3 separate regions of the Homo sapiens genome follow, and regions 2 and 3 are each linked to region 1. A link is a loop called in an ENCODE intact Hi-C map of the cell type or tissue named here. Cell type or tissue: CD4-positive, alpha-beta T cell. All regions are shown on one strand.

What was found. Peaks named below come from ENCODE experiments on the same cell type or tissue, not always from the same donor. Only the 100,000 strongest peaks of a DNase experiment are listed, where the experiment ranks them.
Region 2: a loop joins it to region 1, with 2.3 times the contacts of the local background. A loop is called at or near these places in 4 of 110 quality-filtered maps.
Region 3: a loop joins it to region 1, with 2.5 times the contacts of the local background. A loop is called at or near these places in 6 of 110 quality-filtered maps.

What each region holds. Positions count from the first base shown.
Region 1 is chr11:96,104,294-96,106,793 of GRCh38, forward strand. All of the region lies in intron 1 of MAML2 (mastermind like transcriptional coactivator 2), which reads right to left. Among named protein-coding and RNA genes, the nearest start is that of MTMR2, 180 kb to the left of the region's middle. In CD4-positive, alpha-beta T cell, no CTCF peak of the experiment used is centred here; a DNase peak (open chromatin) is centred at 1,368.
Region 2 is chr11:96,171,523-96,174,022 of GRCh38, forward strand. All of the region lies in intron 1 of MAML2 (mastermind like transcriptional coactivator 2), which reads right to left. Among named protein-coding and RNA genes, the nearest start is that of MIR1260B, 170 kb to the right of the region's middle. In CD4-positive, alpha-beta T cell, no CTCF peak of the experiment used is centred here; no DNase peak of the experiment used is centred here.
Region 3 is chr11:96,203,412-96,205,911 of GRCh38, forward strand. The region is part of intron 1 of MAML2 (mastermind like transcriptional coactivator 2); the gene reads right to left. Among named protein-coding and RNA genes, the nearest start is that of MIR1260B, 140 kb to the right of the region's middle. In CD4-positive, alpha-beta T cell, no CTCF peak of the experiment used is centred here; a DNase peak (open chromatin) is centred at 1,380; H3K4me3 peaks cover 281 bases; H3K27ac peaks cover 2,121 bases.

The DNA of each region.
Region 1 (2,500 bases):
GCAAATAAAAATGTGTAGAAGAAAACACGTCGAGATGCCGAAGTACTTTCCGATGGTGGCATGATGATAAATTTTTCTCTTCTACTTTGCTCATATGTCTGTGCCAATTTTTCTACATTGAACATATATTAATTAAATAATTAAGACTGAAATGAACATTTATTGAATACATCTGCCCTTGCTAACTCCCCTTCTCTGATAATCTGACCCCACATTTCCTAGTAGAGGGAGCCTGAAGTGGAACATTTCATTTGTCCCAGCAGACTGGATCAAAGTAGACAGTTGACTCAAGCTGACCCTTTTAAATGCTCTTCTAGTAATCCAGAACTGAAACAAGGTCTTTTTAACAGTATCTGTAGGCATTTGAATTAAGAGATATGGAAGGCTGCCTATATTGTAGTCATTCTCAGCCGTGCACAGCAACAGACAGGGAAAGCAAGTCTAAAGAGATAAGAGAATAAAACTCCTGCACAAGGAGAAGCTAGAATGAGAAACTAGATTGAAAGAAGGAGAAGGGGAGAGGAAGAAGTGAAGAGGGAGAGGGGCAATGAAAGGGGGAGGGAGAAAAATATCCTGAAAACTTTCCAATTCCTAATTCCAGAACTTTGGGAGACTCAATTATATCTGCTACAGTAGAAACAACCCATAACCTTCCAATAAATCTCCCCCTCTCCCAATTTTCTTTTTTGCTTGAGATACTTCAAGAGGGCTTTTATTAGCTGCAGCAAATAATTCCCAACTAAAACAAAGAATAAAACCAATAATCACACTCAATAAAGTTTTCATAAGATAAATTCATATTTTTCTTGATTAATTAAAGTTGAAATGCTGGAAAGAGGCCAAATGGACACATTTATTTTGGTTTCTCTTTCAACTTTCCACGTGTGGTCATTAATCCCACTCTTCCACATCTTTTATGAAAGAAGAGCATTATGAATGAAGACTGAGAGGTGCCGTTCCATGACAGCAGAATTCCAACAGCATGTCTATTGTTTCCACATCTCTCTCCATGGCATTCCCAGGGGAGGTCTGGAGATTACATCTCCACCAATTCTCCCCTCAATGCACAAAAGCATTCTGAAAGTAAAACTTCAATCTGAATCATGTTTGGACAACCCAGGACTGCAATGTGTTAACTGGTTTGGATACAATCACCTGGAGACACAGGTAGGGTGATCAGACATTTTAAGAGGTCCCTGCAATTTCAGGCTCATCTTTAACTCCATTACAAAGGAATGTTAAGCAGCATTTAGAAGGTAGTTTGGCAAAGTACCTGAAAGCAACAAACAGCTTCTTTGATGTTCTTGGCATTGATGTCATCATTCTTTTGAAAGTTTTGAAGAAATATTTTTCTTATAGCAACTGTATCTAGGCTCAATATAAAGTGTTGATATGTGTTTTCTCTGGGCTAATGTTAGCCTGAGTAACTATGAACCATTTAGACAGATACTCTCTTAGAAGGTACCTCAACTTTCACTCCAGTCTATGTTTATTTTCACATCAAAGATACATCTAAGGGGAAATTGCCTAACTAGCTCTATGAAATATGAAGAAGTTTACTAAGATATTTGGTTATAATGGAAAAAAAAAAACCAAAACCTACACTCCAGGCAATTTAAGCCTTTCATGCCTGGAAATGAGAATTTGTAATGGCTGATAGAAAAGGTCCTTTGCTTTCTATAAGGCCTGAATGCAGACTTTTTTAACCAGGCATTAAAATCCCACTACTTGCCACTTATGGAAAATGTTTCTTGATTATTTAAATGACGTTAGGATGGAGGACAATAAAGCCTTTATATTGTTTGCAGTTCAACTCTTCTTTGAAGCAATGTCCTATAGCAATACAATGCCCTCACTTTGATCTGACTTGCTCAGCTCAGTAATTATATGACTGAGATGAATTCTCCACCTGACAGATTCTAATTCTTCATGTGTGGCCATATTCTTTGAAGAGAAAAAAATACCACCTCACCTATATTGAAAAATAAAACTTTTGGCAGGTCAAAATTGTGAATCAATGGTAATTCTCTTTGTCAAAGCAGTAAGCCCTCTTCATTTGATGAGAATCACTGTTTCTCAGAACACGCTTATGAATTTCTTGAAGCTTATCTTTAAACAAGAATATGTTACAGTTCCTTTCTATGAATTCATCATCTTAAAGGAGAGACAGCAGAGTACACTAACCTGGGCCTTGGGTATCTGCTAACTGACTGCCCCTGATTAGAAGGAAATATCCACCCATTCTGAATGGGCATGAGATAATCAGACACTTCAAGGACCTCATTCTGTATCATTCCTTAAAGAACACTTTACAGTGTTGCTTGAGTCTGCTTAAAATTTCAAAAGCACAGCCTTAACTCAGTGAGTCCCTAATCCTTGAAAATATTACTGCTGTTTATTTCATTTGCCTTTCAGACACAATGCAGGACAGATTTAAACAGAGAAAGCTCACCAGCTACAGCCTTGTAAATTGCTTTTAATCCAAGATGTCAGCAGGATT
Region 2 (2,500 bases), 67 kb after region 1:
CATTTTTAATATATTAGTGAAAATATGTGTAAATACATGTCAGATAAAGGACAGTGTTCCTTCTGGTTGTCAATGCAGTCATGGGACTAATGAAACAGAAAACAGGTACCACCCAAAGTTAAACTCCAGTGAGAGAATAAACAACACGCCAAAGTTCAGTAATGAAGAGCCAAATCAGAGCTGGAGACAGGGTGATAGTAGAAACCAAATAATGAATGGCAGATGCCAAGGGATATGGGTCCAGTTAAAGGCAACCCAGGAAGCAAGCAAGGGCAAAGGAGGTTGTGCATTCTTTAGGGGAGGGAGGCGTCTGTGGAAGGCCCTTGCCTGCCACCTTCTCCATTCTCAGCAGTGTCCCTCAGAAGAAGCACTGCTGGTGTCACAAGGGCTGGGATGCTAACCCCTAAATCTGACAACTTTGGTGAAATTGCTACTTTGATATCAGAGACCATGCCTTCCATGTCTTGGGTATTCCAACAATATTGTCCCACAGTGCCTTGTAGAGAGCGACACTTGGGCAAAGCCCTGATTCAACTAAAACACAAAGCACAGTATATTCTGATAAATATGGCTGGAATTTTTGGTTCTTTTGTACACTTATGTATCCAAAAAGTTTAGACCTCTGCTTATCACATAGTTGGTGCTCAATAAATATTTTTTGAATGAATACATGAATGCTTAAAACCTCATTGCAGGCCATTCTCCCTGTGGTCAGAATTGAGTAGTATTTCTAATTAACCCTCAACAAGGTAGCTTATGGCTCATCAGCAAAGCAAAAGTGGATACTAAATCTTAATGCATATGGATTCATCACTTGATGAAGTGCATCAGAGCCAGACTGGTGGTGTTCAGAGAGTCTCCTTCTCAGGTAGCTTCTTTGCTCATTTCTGAAGCAATCTAAGCCTGCTCCTTTTACAAGATTTGGGTAAGTTATAGCAGCAAGAGAACAGCTTCTTTTCTCAAATTGGTTTCTGTTCACGTCCTCTTACGCGAGAAGGAGGGCTCTGTGCCTAATGCTACATTTCAGAATTTAGAGTAAGATTCAGTGTCTGCAGCCATGCATTTTTGTCCTGAAATGTTGCCCTTGAAATCAATGACATGAAAACACAATATGAGTAGTGGAATAAATTTCATATGAAGTAGCATATGTGTTAAAGGCATTTACAATCCCAGAGAATGTGAGTTTACATTTCACTTGTCCTGCTACAATGCTCTATGAATTTACTCAGCTGGTTTTAATAATAATTTTTTAAGTGGTGGGAATATTTTTCTGTGTGTATATTATGGAATGAGAGACTCTTCCAACAAGAATTTAACACCAGCAGAACACATGTGTACAGATGGAAAAACATGAGTAGTTCTCTTTCATATGTTTTCCAGCCTCTCGATATGTAGAACACCACACACTGAATCAGAGCCAAAGTGCCTTTCAAATGGGCATGCACCCTTTTTGCCAGTTGCCATGGATGATAAGATTCTACTTCCTTCCTAATATCGTTCTCCTCCTTGCACCCCATCATGATCGTTTTTGGCATTTACAAGCCATCTCTTGCCAGGTTCTTGCCTATGCAAACATACTACTCCTCTTTCCCTTTTACAGAGGGGCTCTGGGACCCAGGGGCTGTCGGGGAGATGTGTCCCAGAGCACTTGGACACAAGACTACAGCTATCAACCACAAATATCTTGGAGGAAATGTTTCACCACCAAAGGAAGAGCCTCAAATGTAGAGTATATTTTTTCTCTTTCTACCATGACAGGAAGCAAGAAAGAAGAAAAAGCATTCTAAACAAAATGGTTTTGTAAATAAGAAACCAGAGGGAGGAGCTGATTTTCAGTGGGACAGAGTTCCATCTTTAACAGGTTCAGTTTGAGGGGCCTGGGAAGTCCTGGAGATAAAGGCCTGGAGCTCAGGGCAGAAATCGGGTCCATCCTGGAAAGACTAAGATTTTCAGAACCATCCACACAGAAATGGCAATTCTGGGGGAAGAAACGGGTAGGACACTAAGAGCTGAGACTGAGCTTTATGGGTCATCCACCTCTAGGAGGGTACAGGAAGAAGTATGAAAGGGGCAGAATAACTCGTAAGAGGAAGAGGAAGTACACAAGCTCATTGAATGCCATGCAAGCCACAGGAGACAGAATTTCAGGAAGCAAGGAAGTGGACCCTCAGCGATGGCAGAGGCCACAGGGGCGTCGAGAAGGTAAGGACAGGGACTTCTTTGTCTTCGTTTCTTCTCTCTTGTCCCCCAACATCATTATGTACTCCTCACTTTCTCCAGCTCCTGCCTCACTCCAATAACATTCTGATTAGAACTGCTTCTCCTGAAGGAGGCAAAAGATATGTACTATTGTTTTTGCTCTTTTATTTTTCAGAAGTATGGCCATTTTGTCACCTGTTTCTCTTCAGGACAAGGGGACAGCAGGAAACACTTGTGGCATATCCCCCATGTGCTAACCACTGAGTGGAGTAAAACGGTGATGAAAACATTTAAGCAGCAA
Region 3 (2,500 bases), 99 kb after region 1:
GTCCTATCAGATTATGCCTTAAAAATGTGCAAAATGTTTGTTGTCAGATCTGGCTGTACATTTATTAAGCTGTATTCATAATTAACAAATTTTATTTAGTTTTTTTAGATATAAGTCAGCCGGCAAGCTGCTAGGAGCAAGCCTTTACAAAAAAAAGTAAAAGAAAAACATAGTATCCTTTCTCTTGAGGCACTTATATTCTAATGCAAGAAGTCGCAAGTCACAGAGAAATACACTTAAACACAAATGACCAAACATGAACATACTTACTAATTCAAATGCAAAATACATATATGGTGTAGAAACGGAAATGAATCTGTAACATACTTTGGAATGAGTGAATCAGTGCAGGTCAGCCATGCATGAAAATATTTAGCCTACCCAAGGATCTATTTGTTAAATGTTTTCAAAAAATTCAGTGCGGTTATTCTCAATAATATGAGTGCAAAAACACATTTTAAACAGAAATCTTTCTCCTTTCTAATCTACTGTATTAGTGAGTGCTCTCACAGGAAATAGATGGTGCACTTGACTTAGGATAATTCATGAAGGGGTTAAGGACTAATTATCCAGGTGTAAATAGGGTGTGGGGGAATCTCCAGGGATACAGCGGGAACCCAGGGCTAACTACAGAGATGCTGTCAGCATCCCTAGGCCTGAAGGACTGAGGGAGGGAGAGGTTTCTGGAACTGAGGAGAGAGAGTCCTGTGGGGCAGGCTGCCTTGAAAGGAAGCATGGGCCTTCTGACCAGCAGGGACAAAAGGGTGTAGGTGCACTTGGAGGGGCAAATGGAAGACATGTGACATGCACCACATATACTATTGCCCACCCAAGTTAATTAAATAGTCATTCAATATTTATTGAGCACCTACTACGCGCCAACCCCTGTACTATGGAAGGACGCTAAAAGAAGAGTAGGTCATTGTGTCTGCCCTCAATAATTCAGAGCCTAGCGTAGATGACAGACTTACAAACAGACTAAGTAATGTGCATTGATTCAGGCAAGTTCTGTAACAGAAATTTGCAAAAGTGTTGTGAAAACAAAGAGGGTTGAGAAAGAGCTATCCTTTGGAAAGGGACATTACTAGGGAATTGCTGACACACAGCCTTTACCAGTAAGATCAGGTTAATTGTATTCAAGATAATAAAGAGGTCACTGATTTATGGGCCTATAATTCTGATATATTTACATAGATAAAAGCATATGCATTAAGAGGTCTCACCAAAGACTCCAAGAGTTTTTGTTTTTGTTTTTTTAAACCACAATTTATATCAGAAATAGCGCATTGCAGTCACATTATGTTGAAGGAATCTGCTTAAGTTCATACAGCCACTTAGTAGCAGAGAGAGAGGACAAGGACTCAGGTTTCCTGGCTTTCTGCCAAGGTGAATCTTGAAGGTGTAACATGTTTTCGATGTAATTTTAGGTGCACCTAAATTAAATTAGTTGCCTTTCTCCTCTCATCATTGCTCTACTACATTTCATTTCTCTTTATCCTTCATTCTTATTACATTGATCGGAGGGCCTCTTGAAATTGGCATCAGTGAACTTCTTAAGAATCGAAAGCTCAGAGTCCTATATCTGTTGCTTAGCAGTAAATTTCAGTAATGTGTTTTTCACTTTACTTTGTGGTAGCCTGTACTTTCCTGGCGTAATTTCTTTTCATATAATGTGTGAATTTTACAGTATGATGTCAACATGGTGAAATGCATAACCATATGGTTGCCACATAATTGAATGCTCCAGTCTGTTAATTGTGCTTTGAGCAATTACTGTAGTGACCTAATTGTTGCCATTCCTTGTTTTGTTAGTAACAATTATTCAGTCTACTTGAATGCAGCAAACTTACCAATATATTCATTTACTCATTTCTACAAGACTGTGAGTGAACTCCCAGGGACCATCCCCGGGCCTTAACATGATGCCTGGTATATTGCAGATGCTCTATACTTGTTTAATCATCCAACATGCATTTAGCATCATGCATTTAGCATCTAATGTCTAACACATTTCAGGCACTGCACTTGGGGTACAAATATAAATATGACATAGTCACTGCCTTCAAGAGGCTCGGGCTAAGTTTAATTCAATTTTACTGTTTTTTAGGCAGACCAGTACTGTGTGGTAAAACAGCAGGCTTGTGAAGGGACACCTTCAAACATGATAATGAGAGCAGTTGTATGATTCATGTTGCTTAAACTAGAGCCTATGTAGCTCACAGGCTGAATTGACTTGGCAAGCAAAATAATTGCTCTTGCAGTAGCCCAAATGTCGCTGCTTCTGATGAGCTGCCTTCTGCTCTTCTAACTGATGGGACTGATGGCTGGAGGTTGCCTGGCCATCGGAACCCTTTTCTTTTCTTTCCTCTCAAAGGTCAAAGATGTGTCTTCCTTCATCCATCCCTACCTTCTTTGTTGCTCCTTTGGAAAGATTCCCGTCTGGCTTACAGCTAATACAGTTGAGCATTGAGGTTTGTTTCTGCACTTTGTTTTCAAACTT